Linked DNA regions of Mus musculus: region 2 is linked to region 1. A link is a contact called in ENCODE POLR2A ChIA-PET data. All regions are on one chromosome and are shown on one strand. The core of a region is the stretch at or near the end of the contact, and the rest is flanking DNA. Distances in the headings are between cores, read along the strand shown. Region 1 holds the start of Get4 (golgi to ER traffic protein 4). Region 2 holds the start of Cox19 (cytochrome c oxidase assembly protein 19).

What was found. ChIA-PET counts read pairs that join two places held with the same protein, here RNA polymerase II (POLR2A).
Region 2: POLR2A ChIA-PET joins it to region 1 with 21 read pairs in Patski. The contact joins the promoter of Cox19 here to the promoter of Get4 in region 1. POLR2A ChIA-PET finds 5 or more read pairs at or near these places in 3 of 5 experiments (Patski and embryonic stem cell).

Annotation. Positions count from the first base shown.
Region 1 is chr5:139,248,245-139,255,893 of GRCm38, reverse strand. It overlaps Get4 (golgi to ER traffic protein 4), which reads right to left and starts at 3,570. Exons shown (of 9, transcript NM_026269.2): 1 at 3,275-3,570. The coding sequence starts at 3,429. It overlaps Sun1 (Sad1 and UNC84 domain containing 1), which reads right to left. Exons shown (of 23, transcript NM_024451.2): 23 at 6,055-7,476. The coding sequence ends at 7,363.
Region 2 is chr5:139,341,704-139,349,352 of GRCm38, reverse strand. It overlaps Cox19 (cytochrome c oxidase assembly protein 19), which reads left to right and starts at 4,187. Exons shown (of 3, transcript NM_197980.1): 1 at 4,187-4,281; 2 at 6,679-6,790. The coding sequence starts at 4,200.

The sequences.
Region 1 (7,649 bases), core at 2,321-4,820:
CCTGGCCTATATTCCTGTAAGTACATAGCAACCAACACTGGGGTTCTGGAGGACGGCGTGGTGCTGTTGAGGCCACTCGGACAGACAAATAGCTTCTGACTATCTGAGATACCAACAACCAGGCCGGCAGAGCTCCTTCCTCCTCCTGGCAGAGCTCTGTGCAGAGACAAGGTAACTTGCCACAACAGGACTATGGCTAGGCAGGGGCTCTGAGGCCACACAGGCCTGATCACTGGGCTACTTGGCCCCTTCTCTTCCATACAGGTTAGGAGTGCTGAGGTTAAAATTAGGTTGTGACACATTCATAGGACAGAATACTCCATAAATGTGGATCAGATTTAGAACATCTTGCTGCGTGAACTAGAAAGCCACACAGATGGAGAGCCCCTTGATCTCTGCACAGACCCCAAAGTGAAAAGAGCTGTGCTGAACAATAGACAAACTGCCCGGGGATAGAGAGGGAGTCAGGGGTCACAACCATGGGCATTTTCAGCATCCCCAAAGTAAAAACCGTATGAAGATATTCACTGTAAATACATAAACACCACTTATCCAGTCAAAGAAGATAAAAAGCCAGGGCTGGTGATTTGACACAGCTTAGTAGGTAAGGGTGGCTGTCACCAAGACAGTCTGATGAATAGAGTCAATCCAAAATGACAGAAGAAAAGTGGCTCCTGCAAGCTGTCCTGACTGCCGTGAGCGAGTACTATGCTGTCCAGCAGTCCTGCCCATGGACCGACCCTGAGTCTAGGTGGCGCTCTATAGGCACTCCTGGGGCCTACAGTGTTGAGAGAAGCTGAGGTCTACTTGAGTTCTGTAACAAGTACTGGGCCCTGGTGGAATGCTGTGTCCCTGGAGCACACTGCACCCCAGTCCTCTTGCTGGTCAGTTCTTTGTATGCCGATAACACGTGGCTTCAAACAGTTACAAGGAGGAACTTGCCCATCACCATCCCTAGTCCACCGTGACCAAGGGAACTCTTCTAGTCACACAACACCAACAAGAACATCCTCAGTCACAGCAGGGTTGACTCAAAACAAGGACACGCTTACTCTCCGGATCTCACTTTTGTTGATTAAATAAAACAATGAGTGGGGGCAGTAGGGGCGCAAGCCTTTACTCTAGTGTCAGGGAGGCGAAAGCAGGTAAACCTGAATTTGAGGCCAGGATGGTTTGCAGAGTGAGTTCCAGTAAAATAAAACAAAAATGTAAGACACCAGGGTGTACCCTGAGTGCTGCAGAAGTATACACAGTGACTGGCCTGCTACACAGAGTAACCCCTGTAATCCAGGGGTTAGCTCTGTCTAATCCTTTGTTTCTTCACTCAAAAATTGCTTGGGCCAATTGGCTGATCCTATTCAGTGATAGACAGCTCAACTCAGAGGAAAAACCAACCATTCAGCAGGCCTGATGACACAGGCTTGACATCCTAGCTACTTAGGAAGCTCAACCTGTATGATCAAGAATTTAGGTCTGCCTGAGTCAGACCTGAAGGCACACCACCTCAAAATTTTAAGTGGAAAAAAACAAAAGGGAGTGTAGCGTGTGAGATGTCCTGGGCTCTATTCCCAACAGGACAAAACAAAACCAAAAACCAGTTACTTTATCAATCATTATGTAGTTGTTTCTACATGTAAAAATTAACTTTATTTTTTAAAGACAGGGTTTCTCTGCCTTGGCTGTCCTGGACCTCACTTTGTAGAACAGGCTGCCCTCCAACTCACAAGAGATCGGCTTGCCTTTGCCTCTTGAGTGTTGGGATTAAAGGTGTGTGCCACCACACGTGGCTACAGATTTTTATCTAAAGAATACAGCAAGTGCCTTCCCAATATAATTAATATAATTAAGAGTGTTTTAGTTTTTGTTTTTAAAGGCACTAGGGACACTGTGATGAAACTAGATGTCGCCAGACTGGTTTGTATTTATAGTGTCTAGTTTACAGAAAAATTCCCCAACAAGGCTGCCCTTCAGGTAACCTGTGATTAGAGCAAGGGCTAATGTTTCGATAAGCTGACTAAACCCCGCTGCTCCAAATCCAGGGCGCCCAATAGGTAAAGAAAACAGGAAGTCTTTGACACCAAGGACGCCAAGGCTCATCCCACACCTGCCAACCCCCTGGACTGAGCACTTACGGAGGGAAATACTGCAAGGCTGGTCCCTGATGGCTTGCTAACTACTGCGTGTGGCCTTAACCATGCCCCTCCCTCCCATGTCCACCTGGCTACTTGCCAGGCTCAATCTGGGCATGTGGGAAGTGGGAATTGTCCTCAGATGTAAACAAGTATCACTCACGAGCCAGAGGGTTCCCAGAGCACTGATTCTTCAGCCCCCAACAGGGCTTCAAGGCAGTGAGGCCACTGTGTACAGTGTCATCCACTGTCATGGCAGCTTTATCCAGCCCACAGAACACACCGTGCTCAGATCAAGCTAGAGGGAGTGACTGTAGGAGGAGTTCCACAGCACGTGGGCCCTAGGTGACAGTAATGGGTGGATGATAATGTGCAACTGGTACAAGATAACCACTTTCCACTCCTTTTACTGAAGGCCTAAAATTGCCCTAAAACAAAACGTATTTTAAAACGAAAAGTAGGTCTAAGGGGCACAGGGGCCAAACCCACACTACGGACATGGAGCAGAAATGCTGATGTCCTGTAGTCAGGAATAAAGTTCTACGTAGGAATTATCAGCTGGCAGATGCACAGAGGCAGGAATACAGATGGCCACAGGCTGGCCCACGGTGTCAGCATCTGACCACACTTTAGCCGGCTGTGCAATTCCAATCACTGGCCACAGAAGGGAGGACTAGGTGAGACTACTCTGACAACAGGACTCGCCAACCAGCGGAAGCCTTCAGAGAAAGGGAGGCCAGGCGAGGAAGAGGGTGTGATAGAGAAGGAGTGGCGGGAAGAGAGGCCTGTAAGAGGGAGGAGGCCTAAGTGAAGAGGAGAGAGGCTAGTGATAAAACTGAGTCCAGGGAAGGGGAGGCCTGAGAAGAAGTTGGCTGGGGAAGGAGGCCTGGGAAAAGGAAGGAAGGAAGGACGGGGGAAGGGCAGCTCTGAGAGTAAGGCAGGGACTCAGAAAGACGAGGCCGAGAGAGGAGGAGGGGGAACCAGGCAGAGAAGAGGAGGCCCTGCCGAGTAGTACAAGCCCGCCGCCCCCGCTCTGCTCCGCGACAGGCAGCCGCATAAACCAATGAGGGTGCGGGGCGCCGCAGCGCAGCCAATGAGCAACAGCGGAGGTGGGGCCTCGGCGCTAAGCCGCCACCCGCGCCCACCTGAAGAAGAGGGTCCGGTACATCTGGTGCGCCTCGTAGTAGTCGCCCTTCTCGACGCTAGCACGCAGCTTGCCCTCCACGCGCTGGACGCCGCCGCGGTTGCGGGCGCCGTTGCGGGCGCCCTCCTGCTCTGCCATCGCCGCCGCCGCCGCCATGGGCCGGCGTTCCGCGCAGAGCTGACGCTGTCGCAGGCGCGGTCGGCGGCGCCTCCCGGCTTCCGTCCCTGCGGCCGCCGCACTCCTTCTACGGTGGCCGCGAGGAGCCGTGCGAGGGCGGGCGCGCCGCGGGCCGCACGTGATCGAGGCGGAGCCTGCCGGGATCGCGGGAGCCGCGCGAGGACACGCCCCTGAGGGGGGGTCTGAGAAGGACCCTGAGAACACAGGCCAGGAAAAGCCGACGGGGTGGGGCTCTCAGACTATCGCGGGAACTTGTTTGTAGTCTTGCGAGAGTGGGCGGGACCGAGGTCTTGGGCGGGACTACACGCTGAGCTGTCCCCAGCTTAGTGTCATCACTGCACAATGTAATCAGCCACGTAGGCTGCGCAAGTAAACTGAGGCAGAAGACTCAGCGATGAGGCGTCTTATTCGCGCGCCCCCTGAAGTTACCCTTAGCGCATGGATGAACCAGACACATTTTAGAAGCTTTGACCTGTCTCACACCTGCCCGGGGAGTGCCCCTCCAGGTGGCAGTCATCCTTAGTGACATCTGGGACAGGGCAGTATGCTCAGGCTAGAACCTGTAATGTCTCCAAGAAGACCTGGCTGTGGTTGGAGCAGGTGACAGCAGAGAAGGGAGGAAGGTCATGATTAATTGGGGGAGGATGGGAGGTGCTGGCCAGGGTCAGAGTTGTCCTCTGACAGCATCCAAAACTCAGGTTACAAAACCCTACACATATCCTTAAATAATGAGTTTGGATGCTGGAGATGAAGTTCAGGGCGTTCATTTCTGTCAGCTACACACTCTCAGCCTTCCATTTACTCTGGCCCTTGAACTTGTGACTCTCCTGCCTCAACTTACCTACTTTTTATGCCTGCACCCGGGCCAGCTGGACTAGCATTTTCTGCACCACACCCATGTGCAAGCAGAAAGCATGGTAACAGATTAAGGAGTCTGTAAACATGATCTCTTGCTGTGGGGTCCGCTTAAATCCAACCTAAAACCAACATAACTCAAGACACCAGGTCAACGCAGGTAATCAAGCCGCTATTGGTCAGGGCCGCAGAGCAGATGAAGCTGAAGTAAAACCCTGAGGGAATACTGTACAGCCTAAAGGATGAAAATATAGAGAAAGGGGGAGGTGGGTGGGCAGGCTGTAGCACTGTCTAATCATAATCCGTCGTAAGGGGTTGGACAAGGGCGTTCCCACTGTATCAGGATAGGTTGGTTCCTAGGCCTGGAAACATAAACATTAGTTTGACCCTGCCAGCAAGATGAAGTTGTCCTCGAGATGTCTGGACTCAAGACAACTATTTCCTTACAACAGAAGCTGTTCAAAGTAAGCTATTGGGAAGTCCCTAGCTCCCCTAGGGCCTGGGAGCTTGGTTTCTTGATATGATTAAATGGAGCCTGAAAACAAGATGGTAGTACTTAGAATAAATGTCTTTTGCTGGTTCCCAACACTCTGACAGTACCGTGCTCACCCTTCTGTGAAGAGGGATGATGCTCTGTGGGCACTACCACATAAGGAAGGACCACTTGGATACAGCATTCTACCTGATGATCCAGACACCTAGTAACAAAGGGGCAAGTGATTCATGCTGCATGAGTGTCCGACCAGGGGATGACTTGTCTGGATGGGACAGTGTAGTACAGTTTGTCATAAATTCTTTTTGGAACTTTTTCCCCTCCTAGATAGGGCCTATTATATTGCTCTGTTTGAGTGTTCTGCAACTTGCTATGTAGAACAGTCTAGTCTTGAACTTACAGTGGTCCACCTGCCTTTGCCTCCTGAGTGCTGGGATTAAAGGTGAGCACTACCCTCCTGGCTGGAATTCTCTCAAGATGTTTAGCAGGTCCTCAAGAGAGCAAAGCCCTAGTAACAGGCTTCTCTTTAAAACAGAAACAGCTAGGGGCTGGAAAGATGGCTCAGTGGTTAAGAGCACCTACTGCTCTCCCAGAGGTCTTGAGTCCAATTCCCAGCAACCACATGGTGACTCACAACTTTCTGTAATGGGATCTGATGCCCTCTTTTGGTGTGTCTAAAGACAGCTACAGTGTACTCATATACATAAAATTAATCTTTAAAAAGAGAGAGAGAGAAAGAGACAGAGAAACAGCTGCATGGTGTGGGCTCAGCACTCAGGCAGAGGCAAGCAGATTGGACGTCGAGTCCAGCCTGGTCTACAGAGTGAGTTCTAAGATATAAGAGCCAGGGTTAAACAGAGAAACCTTGTCTTAGGGTGAGAGGGAAAAAAAGTAAAGGAAAGCCTATGAACTGAGGATGCTTAAATCAACGTGACACTTCTGTATACATGGTAGGAACCAGAGCTGTTAAAAGGTATGAAAAATGCTCCAAAAATATATTCGGCAGGCTGTAGTAGAAAGGTGCTCTGGCTCTGGAAGCTGAGCTCAGGGCCTTGTGACCACATCCAGACCCAAAGCCTCTGGGCCCACTTCCTTTGAGCCTGACTGGAATGTCTCTGAGCGGATTCCTCTAAGCAGGAAGAGGCTGGCGGAGGCTTGAGTGACAGTGGCAGTGCCTGCAGGACTTAGCAGGAACTCTTCAAGCACACAACCTAGCAATCCCTCCCATTCACATGGGCAGAGATAAGACAAGCCAAGAAAAGAAATACACACTTTTATTAATCACTTGAAATCGCACATGCACTTTTAAAAATTAACTCTTTTATTTAAACATCTCAATAGCATCTTAATTTAGTGGCAGTAGAAGCACTACCAAAGACAAGTGTTTTGAAAAGCATTTACAAAAATACATTGCACAAAGTCCTATCTTGCATCTTTAAAAATAAATATTTGAAATATCTCCACCCCCAATTCCCCAATTTAGTTTAATATAGGAAATTCTGACTTCTGCATGTAACCTTGAGTATGCAAAATGTGTGCATCCCACACAACCTGGCCACACAGGCAGTGGCTCTAACCCTATGGAGTGGGATGTGCTTTGGGCCACTGTCTTAAGGGCTGCTTGCAACATGCGAGAAATCCCAGAACTCTGAGCCCCAGCAGGTGAGCTTTGTATTCTGCCAAGGCTGTCTAACCAATGAAACTTAACAATTCTTTAGGTAAGACATCTAAACACTTTTAAGTGTCCAGATGATGTATCAGTTATAAAGTCTACTCACAAAAGTCTAAATATTAAATATACCCAAATTTGAATCAGTGAGAAGGGCTGATAATGGTGTAGAGGCAAACCCAAGGGCAGCACAGAATGCTGCTGTGATAAAGACCAAGAGTGGCAGCCACTAGCACCACCTTAGTGTTCCCCCTTCAGCAGAGACTCATAGCTCAAGGACAGCAGAGCATCCCTTCTCAAGGTTCCTGTCCATTCTGTGATCTGCCAGGAACGGCCTGGCTGAGACCCAAGAGCACCATTCATGGTGTGCACACCCCACTGCTCTTCTGCAAAGCCCGATCTACTCCCCTGGGGAATCAGAGGAGTCCCAGCTCAAAGCAGACAGTCTATGACATAGCCTCTCCCCACCAGGGAACCTGGAAGGGGTCAGACTGAAGACAGAGCAACAGTTTTCCCTGAAAGAAACGTGGGTTTAGCAGATGGGACTTTGCCTTCTTGACATCCAGAGGATGGCCAATGCAGAGCTCTCAGCCTTTATGTCAGGAGCCTGGAAACCTGCCAGCCTATCTGCTTCTTGACTTTATGCATTCAAGCAAATCCCTAAGTCAAAAGGAGTGTCCGAGAATCATACATTCAAATGAATTAAAAAAGCCTCCCCGGCTTTTGGGCTTTGAGAACACACGCACAGCCTCAGAGGACTCAGCACGTCCTCAGGACCACAGCACATTTATTGAAGGGTGGCTGACAAGTTCCTATGCTCACGTGCTCTCTTTCTCAATGAGTTCCAGTGTTATGGCGTCTTGGTATATACAGACATGTACATGGCTGGAGTGCTCTACTGGATGGGCTCTCCGTGGACTCGGAACCGGTAGAGGCAAGTGTACTCAGGGTGGCCCCAGTTGGACAGGACCCGGAGCTCTACTATCTGGAAGGCTTGGTCAGGTCTTTCCTGAAGTTAAGAGAATAAGTTATTTCACATTAGCAGTCAGAGACCACCCACCACCACCAATCCCTTGCCCCCGTGGGATATGTAACAGGATGCAGCCATATCCCAAATAAGCCTCAAGAGCAGTTGGGACTCATGGACTAGCGTGTTTGGTCTTTTACTGAGGCACAGAGCTG
Region 2 (7,649 bases), core at 2,938-5,437, 93 kb before region 1:
GATAACCAAAATGGCTGGATTATAGAGGGAAATTCAGCTGTGGGGCAGAGCAGCCCAGCCCCTCAGCGGGAGAAGTTTAGGACAGAGGGCATGATATGCCAGCCATACCCACCTTATAACAAGTAGGAGGCAAGGGATGCTGGGAGAACCTGGCAGCCAGGTCTGCTTTGATATGTTAAATAGGTACCTCCATTTAGTTATTTTTCCCCAGGTTTGAGACCTAACACTCTACTATTGAATTGCATCCCCATCCTAAGTGTTTAAAGACAGGGTCTATTTGTGTACCCCAGGTTGACTAAGTTGACCTGATCCCCTCCCCAGAGTGCAGGCTGGCACTGCAGGGGTGCACCATCAGGCCGTGTGTGTGTGTGTGTGTGTGTGTGTGTGTGTGTGTGTGTGCGCGTGTGCGCACACACACTGAGGATTAAATCTTAGCTTTACTAAGCTAAGTCCCCAGCCCTGGGGCTGTTCTCTTTTTTTAAATTTTTATGGAATTTCTCCACACCCAACAAAGGTGTGGCGCCAACTGTCTCCCACGGTTACTCAATCTACTGAGGGTCTGTTCTCATCAGACTTGGTGGGGCCAGACTGAGGGATGCCCCAGGCTATCCCTGCATGCAGAGCTCTGATTGACTGGCTCGGGCTACATCTATCCTTGACCTGGTGTGGAGGTCAATACCCACCAAAGGTGGCCACATAGATGGTCCCTATCATAGGTTCTTTGAGTAATACGATGTTGTCATCTTCTATCAGAAGGGGTCTGTATTTCCCACACTGTATGGATGCTGTTAGCACCCCAGAAGCTAGGGTATTGAGAGATATAGTTCACACCAAGTTTTTTTTTTTTTTTAAGATTTATTATTTATTATATGTAAGTACACTGTAGCTGTCTTCAGACTCTCCAGAAGAGGGAGTCAGATCTCGTAAGGGATGGTTGTGAGCCACCATGTGGTTGCTGGGATTTGAACTCCGGACCTTCGGAAGAGCAGTCGGGTGCTCTTACCTGCTGAGCCATCTCACCAGCCCCTCACACCAAGTTTTGAGGCCCTAGTGCCTTGCTGGGAGGAAGCCTGGGTAGCCTGGAAGAGCCCAGGTGTAGAACACTAACAGTCTAAGGACATAACCATGCTCCCATGGTCAGCCTGAGTGGACTGGAATAGTGGTCATGAGTTCTTTCACACAACCATGAGGGCTTGAGTTTGAATCCCTAACACTCACATAAAAAGCCAGGCATGGCTGTGCATGCCAGCAACCCCATCTAGGAAACAGAAACAAATGGATCTTGAGAGCTTGCTGGCCAACCAGCTTTGCCAAAAATGATGAGCTTCCAATCCAGAGAGTCCCCACCTCAAAGCAATGTGGAAGAAGATGCTTGACGTCCTTCTGTGGTCTCCACATGTGCACACACAGGTGCATCCAGCTACACACACACACACAGGTGCATCCAGCTACACACACACACACAGGTGCATCCAGCTACACACACACAGGTGCATCCAGCTACACACACACACACACACACACACACACACACACAGGTGCATCCAGCTACACACACACACAAACACAGGTGTATCCAGCTACACACACACACTGTGCAGGGTGGTACACACCTTTGATCACAACCCTTGGAAAACCAGTACTTCCAAGGCAGAGGGAGGCAGAACTTAGTGAGTTCAAGGCCAGCCAGAGCTGCACAGTGAGTACCCATCTTAAACCAAAACAAATAACACAAAAGCATTCATACAAGGCAGTAGCCATTTCCGAGGAATGGCAGGTTAAAAGTTGCTTTCATAGCCCAGACACCAGCCCCTGCTGCTTTCTTGGTTCTTTGGGATGCCTGACAGAAGGTCTGCCACCCCAGGGACAGAGATGTCTTCTTATTTTAAGTGGAAAAGGGCTGCTTGCTGAGTCATAAAAGACACCATTGTTCACAGTCCAGAAAGCATTAATGAATAACTCAGTGTATGGCCTCTGGTCCCAGGCATGGGAAAGGTGCAAAAGAGCTGTTTCTATGATATCAACAAAGTACAGCTTTCCTTCTGAAGTCTCTCTATAACTCTCTCTCTCTCTCTCTCTCTCTCTCTCTCTCTCTCTCTCTCTCTCTCTGATGTGCAGATGTGAGATGTGTATACCCCATACACATGTGGAAACCAGAGGAGGACATCAGCTGCCCTGCTCTCTCTCTCCCCTTTATCCCCTTGTGACAGGGTGTTGGCTGAACCTGGAGCCAGGCTGGCAGCCAGCAAGGCACCCCTTACAATGCTGGGATTAGAGGCCCATGCTACCCAGCCTGGCTTTTGGGGGTGGGGGTGGGAGGCTCTAGGGATTTGAACTCAGGTCCTCATGTTGCTATAGTGAGTGTCCTTGCCAGCTGAGTTCATCCCTCCAGGCCCCGTTTTGAGAGGTGATTGGAAGCAGACCTGGAATGGGCTTGCTGGAGGTCTGGCAGGGAGATGGTACTCCTCTGAAGGCAGCCTGTAGATCTGCTAAATCCAGCCTCCCAGACAGGAAGGCAGGATGGGATCCAGTGCCTGTGGAGGAGGGGAGTCCAGCAAGACAGGAGAGACTGAGTAGATCTGCCGGTCAAGCACCTCTCTGCAGCCCCTGGGAATTGTTTCTGCTTCTGCGTCAGTGATGTTGGGATTCATCAAGGGACTGTAGAGGAAGAGCTGGCCCCAAGGAGCTGCTAGGAGCCCACTGAGCCCATTCTGCTCACTGCCAGGGCCTGGTGTAGTGTAGAACATAGCATTCATGTGTGGCTGAGATGGAATGACGGCCAATGTCCTACACTGACAGCAGTGCAGGGTGGCAGGGTGCGAGTGCTCTTCTCTGTCCCCAAGCTGAAAAGCAGGGGTGCTGGGTATGGGTGTTATTGCCATAACAACAGCAAAGAGTCAGTAGAGTGCACCCCACTACCATAGAACAGTCCCCCCCAAATCCACCTGGCACAGTCCCAGCCCCCAGGACCTTTTGAAATAATGTTGTGGCAGATGTAAGCAGCAGAGGTTAAAATTGTTGGGATGAGCTGAGCATGGTGGAGCACAACTTGAATCCCAGCACTTGGGAGGCAGAGGCAGGTGGATCTCTGAGTTCAAGGCCAGCCTGGTTTACAGAGTTCCAGGACAGCCAGAGCTACAGAGAAACCCTGTCTCAAAAGAAAGAGAGAGAGAGAGAGAGAGAGAGAGAGAGAGAGAGAGAGAGAGAGAGAGAGAAAGAGGGAAAGAGGGAAAGAGGGAGAGAGAAAAAGAGAAAGGGAAGAAGGGAGGAAGGAAAGAAAGAAAAAAGAAAATCAGACAGCAAAGAAGGAAGGAAGGAAGGAAGGAAGGAAGGAAGGAAGGAAGGAAGGAAAGAGAATTGATTGTTGGGATGGCCCTACCCCGGTGTGGCAATGTCATAAAAGGAATACTTGGATACAGAAACATGGGAGAATGTTCCCAGAAGTGGAGGCCCCGGAGGGAGATATCTAGCAGCCCAGAATTACCTAAAATTGACAGAACATCTCAGAGGCTGGGAGAGAACCTGGGCTCCCTGGAACAGACAGCAGGGACAGCAGGCCACAAGAGGGCTGATGACCAACACCTTAGGATCAGACTTCTGGTCTCTTGAACCACAGAAGATGCCCTTTGGGGAGATTTTCTTTTGTTTTGTGGGACTGGCTACATAGCCCAGGTTTGCTGAAAACTCAGGCAATCCTTCTGCCTCAGCCCCCTAAGCGCTGTCTACAGGTGTGAGGGACTGCACCCTGCTTTATTTTCTGTTTGTAAAACCCGTTTGTATCACTGTGTCACGGCACTGGCAGTAAGCTAGCCACCCCTCCTTTAGTGTGCTTCTTTCCCTCTGAGTAGATGGGAAACTCAGTCCCTGGAAGACAGATGGGTGGGATGAAGATCCCGGGGCACAGACTGGTGTCCTCGGGCAAATGGCTGCATCTTTCTGTCCTTATTTGCTAATCAGTACCAAAAGATGACTGCCAGGCTTCTTTCTGCTTCTCAGAGGGCTGGAAACCAAGGGCAGATCCTTTCGCAACACGGCAGGGGCGGGGCTAGATAGGTGAGGCGGGGCTTGGTGGGTGGAGCCTGGGTGGACTCGGGGTGGGGCCAGTCGTCCGCTCGACTAGCTCGACGCTTCCTGGACCCGCTCGGTGTTCAGCCATCTGCCCTGCGTCGCCGTCGCTCTCCGCTCTGGATTTCGCCGTGATGTCGACCGCAATGAACTTCGGGACCAAAAGCTTCCAGCCGCGGCCCCCAGACAAAGGCAGCTTCCCGCTGGACCACTTCGGTGAGGCGAGGCGAGGCACAGGCTGATGGCGGCCTGGGATCGGGTGGCAGAGTTAGGAATACTGAATCTGGGTGGCAGCGTCTCGGGTGCTGAGTCTGAGTGGTAGGGAGTGCTGTTTCTCGGTGACAGGATCAGGGGTATTGGAAGTAGGTGGCAGGATCTGGGATACTGGTTCTAGATGGCAGGGTCAGGGGTACTGGGGTACTGGGTTTGGGTGACAGAGTTATGGGTGCAGGATATCTGGGTGGCAGGGTCAGGGGTACTGGATCTGGGTTCAGGGTCTGGGCTGCTGGGTCTGGGTGGCAGAGACTGGAGTGTTGTCTCTTTGCTATAGATGGCAGGTTTGGGGGCACTGGGTTTGGATGGCAGGGCCTGGGGTTGTAGATCTGGGTGGCAGAGCCTAAGGTACTAGATTTGAGTGGCCGGGTCAGAGTTGCTGGATTTAGGTGTAATGTCTGAAGAGTTAGATGTTGGATGTGACAGGGCCTAGGGTGCTGGATCGAAGGTCTGAGAGCCAAAGTGAAGGAGCTGAATATGAGGGACAGTGTGTGGGGTTATAGACCTGGGTGGCATTGTCATGTGTGTTGATGACAGGATGCTAGAAATGGTGGGTGGGGTCTGAGGTACTGGACCCTGGATGCAGAGCAGTTAATATTACAGGTCCTTCCCGGGTAGTGGGGCTGGGCGTGCTCAGAGCACTGTGGGGGTGCAGTCAGAGAAACTGAGTCTTGAGGGCCCCTATTTCAGAGGGCCACATGTCATGGCTCTCCAAGTAAGACTTGGGGCTAATGTGATAGGATGGTGACAGGCCTCCTGGAACGGAGCTTGATGTTAGGCCCCCTGGCGGCAGCTCAGCTCAGCGCAGGACATACCCACCCTCCCCTAGCTCCAGGCTCTGGGTCTGCCGTGAACATTAGGCAAGGAAATATTTTCAAAAAGCTTTTTGATATCTAACACTGGGGCTGAAAGCCCGGGTTTGGCACATGCTAGGCGAGTGTTCACCTCTGAGCCACGCCTCCAGCCTGGAGGATTTCTAGTCACCGTTCTGAAGTCTGCAGTTAACAGGCCTTTTGGGAAACTGGAACATGGGAAAGAAAAAAAACAAACAAACTGGGAGAGAGTTGGAGATTCAGATTACAGAGGCCGAGCTGGTGCCTGGCACGCACAGGAACCTGAGTCCAGTCCTCAGCACTACAATAATTAAAAAAAGAAAAGACTGCCCTGCCTACCACCAGCACATAGGACATCCCCCCCCCCCCCACCTACCACCAGCACACAGACCTCCCCACAAGTCCTACCACCAGCACACAGCCCTGAGAGATGCAGCAGCCCTCAGCCCTCGTGTTAGTGTAGAAACGGCAGCTGTTAGTGTAGATTAGACGCTTCGGTGAACTGCTGTAGAGACTCCAGCTCCAGGGACAGCTTTAGAGATTACTGGTTTTTTGGGTTTTTTTTTTGGGGGGGGGGGTTCCGAGACAGGGTTTCTCTGTGTAGCCCTGGCTGTCCTGGAACTCACTCTGTAGACCAGGCTGTCCTCGAACTCAGAAATCCGCCTGCCTCTGTATTTTTTAAGTTATGCTTATTTATTTAGTGTGTTTGGGGATATGCCATGACACGTATATAGTCAGAGGACAAACTGTGGAAAACTGGGATCTCTCCACCCCCACGTGTGTCCCAGAGATCAAACTTAGGTTGTCAGCCTTGGTGGCAAGCGTGTTTACCCACTGAGCCATCTCACTATTTTTAGATTATGATTTCATTGCCAACATTTCATTGGGAAATTTTCCATTTAAAATTTTTATTTCAATTCGTTATTGATTCTTCATTTTTTTTTCAAAGGCAGGGTCTCACTATGTAGTCCTGGCTGTCCTGGAACTCGCTGCGTAGACCAGGCTGGACTCAAATGTACAAAGATCCACCGGCCTCTGCCTCCTGAATGCTAGAATTAAAGGTGTGTGCCAATATGACCGGCTTTATTATAATTTTTTTAAGTTTATGTGTATGTGTGTGCATCTGAGTTTGTATATACACCATTTGTATGCAGGCACCCTTGGTGGCCAGAAGCAGGTTTTTGATAGCCTGGAGCTGAAGTTACAGGCATTTGTTAGCTGCTCAATGTGTGTATCAGGAACCAAACTCAGGTCTCTGTCAGAGCAGCCAGTGTTCATAGCCAGTAAGCCATCTCCCCAGCTTCTTTCAGCCCTTTTGTTTTGAAGTACAGGGATTTGAACCCAGGGGACTATATGCCAAACATACACATTACCTCAGAGCCACACCCACAGCCTCACAAAGGGAACGAATTTTGATGGAAACCCTAGTGCTGCTCCTAAAGTCAGCGTGTGAGCGGGTCAGGCCTTCTCTTTAACTAATAGAATGCTGGCTTTCTTCTTTCCCTAGGTGAATGTAAAAGCTTTAAAGAAAAATTCATGAGGTGTCTCCGTGACAAGAACTATGAAAATGCTTTGTGCAGAAATGAATCTAAAGAGTATTTAATGTGCAGGATGCAAAGGTGAGTTCTATTTGTGTGTGTGTGTGTGTGTGCGCATTCACATGTGTGAGTGCTCATGATTGTGGTGAGCCACCGCGTGGGTGCTGGGAACTTGGTCTGTTGCTGGCCTGGATTCACTAGTTAGGTCGCTGACTACAGGCAAGCCAAGGGATCCCTCTCTGCCCCCAGTGCTGGGACCAGCACACCCAATTTTCTCGGGTTCTCGGGAGGGAACTCGGGTCCATTTTACCAACCCAGCCACCGCCCCTGCCACAGCAGAGTGGCTGATGTTTGCCAGGAGAAATCACAGTTTAGCCAGTGAGGAGGCCGCTAACGGCCCTGGAAACCTCCGTGAGTGACAAGCCACAGAGTGAGTGTCCACAGCTTTGTCCCTCCATCTTTAAGCTTTCAGAATCGTAGATCCTAGCGGCGCTGACTGAGCCCAACAGGTTTTCATGCCTTTCACATTCTCGGCCCAGTAAGAACACTCATGGCCTCGCGCTGTCCTCTGAAAGCTGTTTGAAATGCCACCGGGACAATGGCGACTTAAGCAGTAATGGATGATGATGGCCACCCCCACACCCACCCCAGGTTTACTTTTTTTTTTTTTTTTTTTTGGTTTTTCGAGACAGGGTTTCTCTGTGTAGCCCTGGCTGTCCTGGAACTCACTCTGTAGACCAGGCTGGCCTTGAACTCAGAAATCCGCCTGCCTCTGCCTCCCGAGTGCTGGGATCAAAGGCGTGCGCCACCACCGTCCGGCCCCAGGTTTACTTTTAAACAGAACAAAAACCAAAACCTGTGGCGCTCTGCCTTAGGACGAGAGCCATTCTACTGTAAATGTGCAGAAGCAGCTAGCACGCCAGTCCTTGGGGAAGGAGGC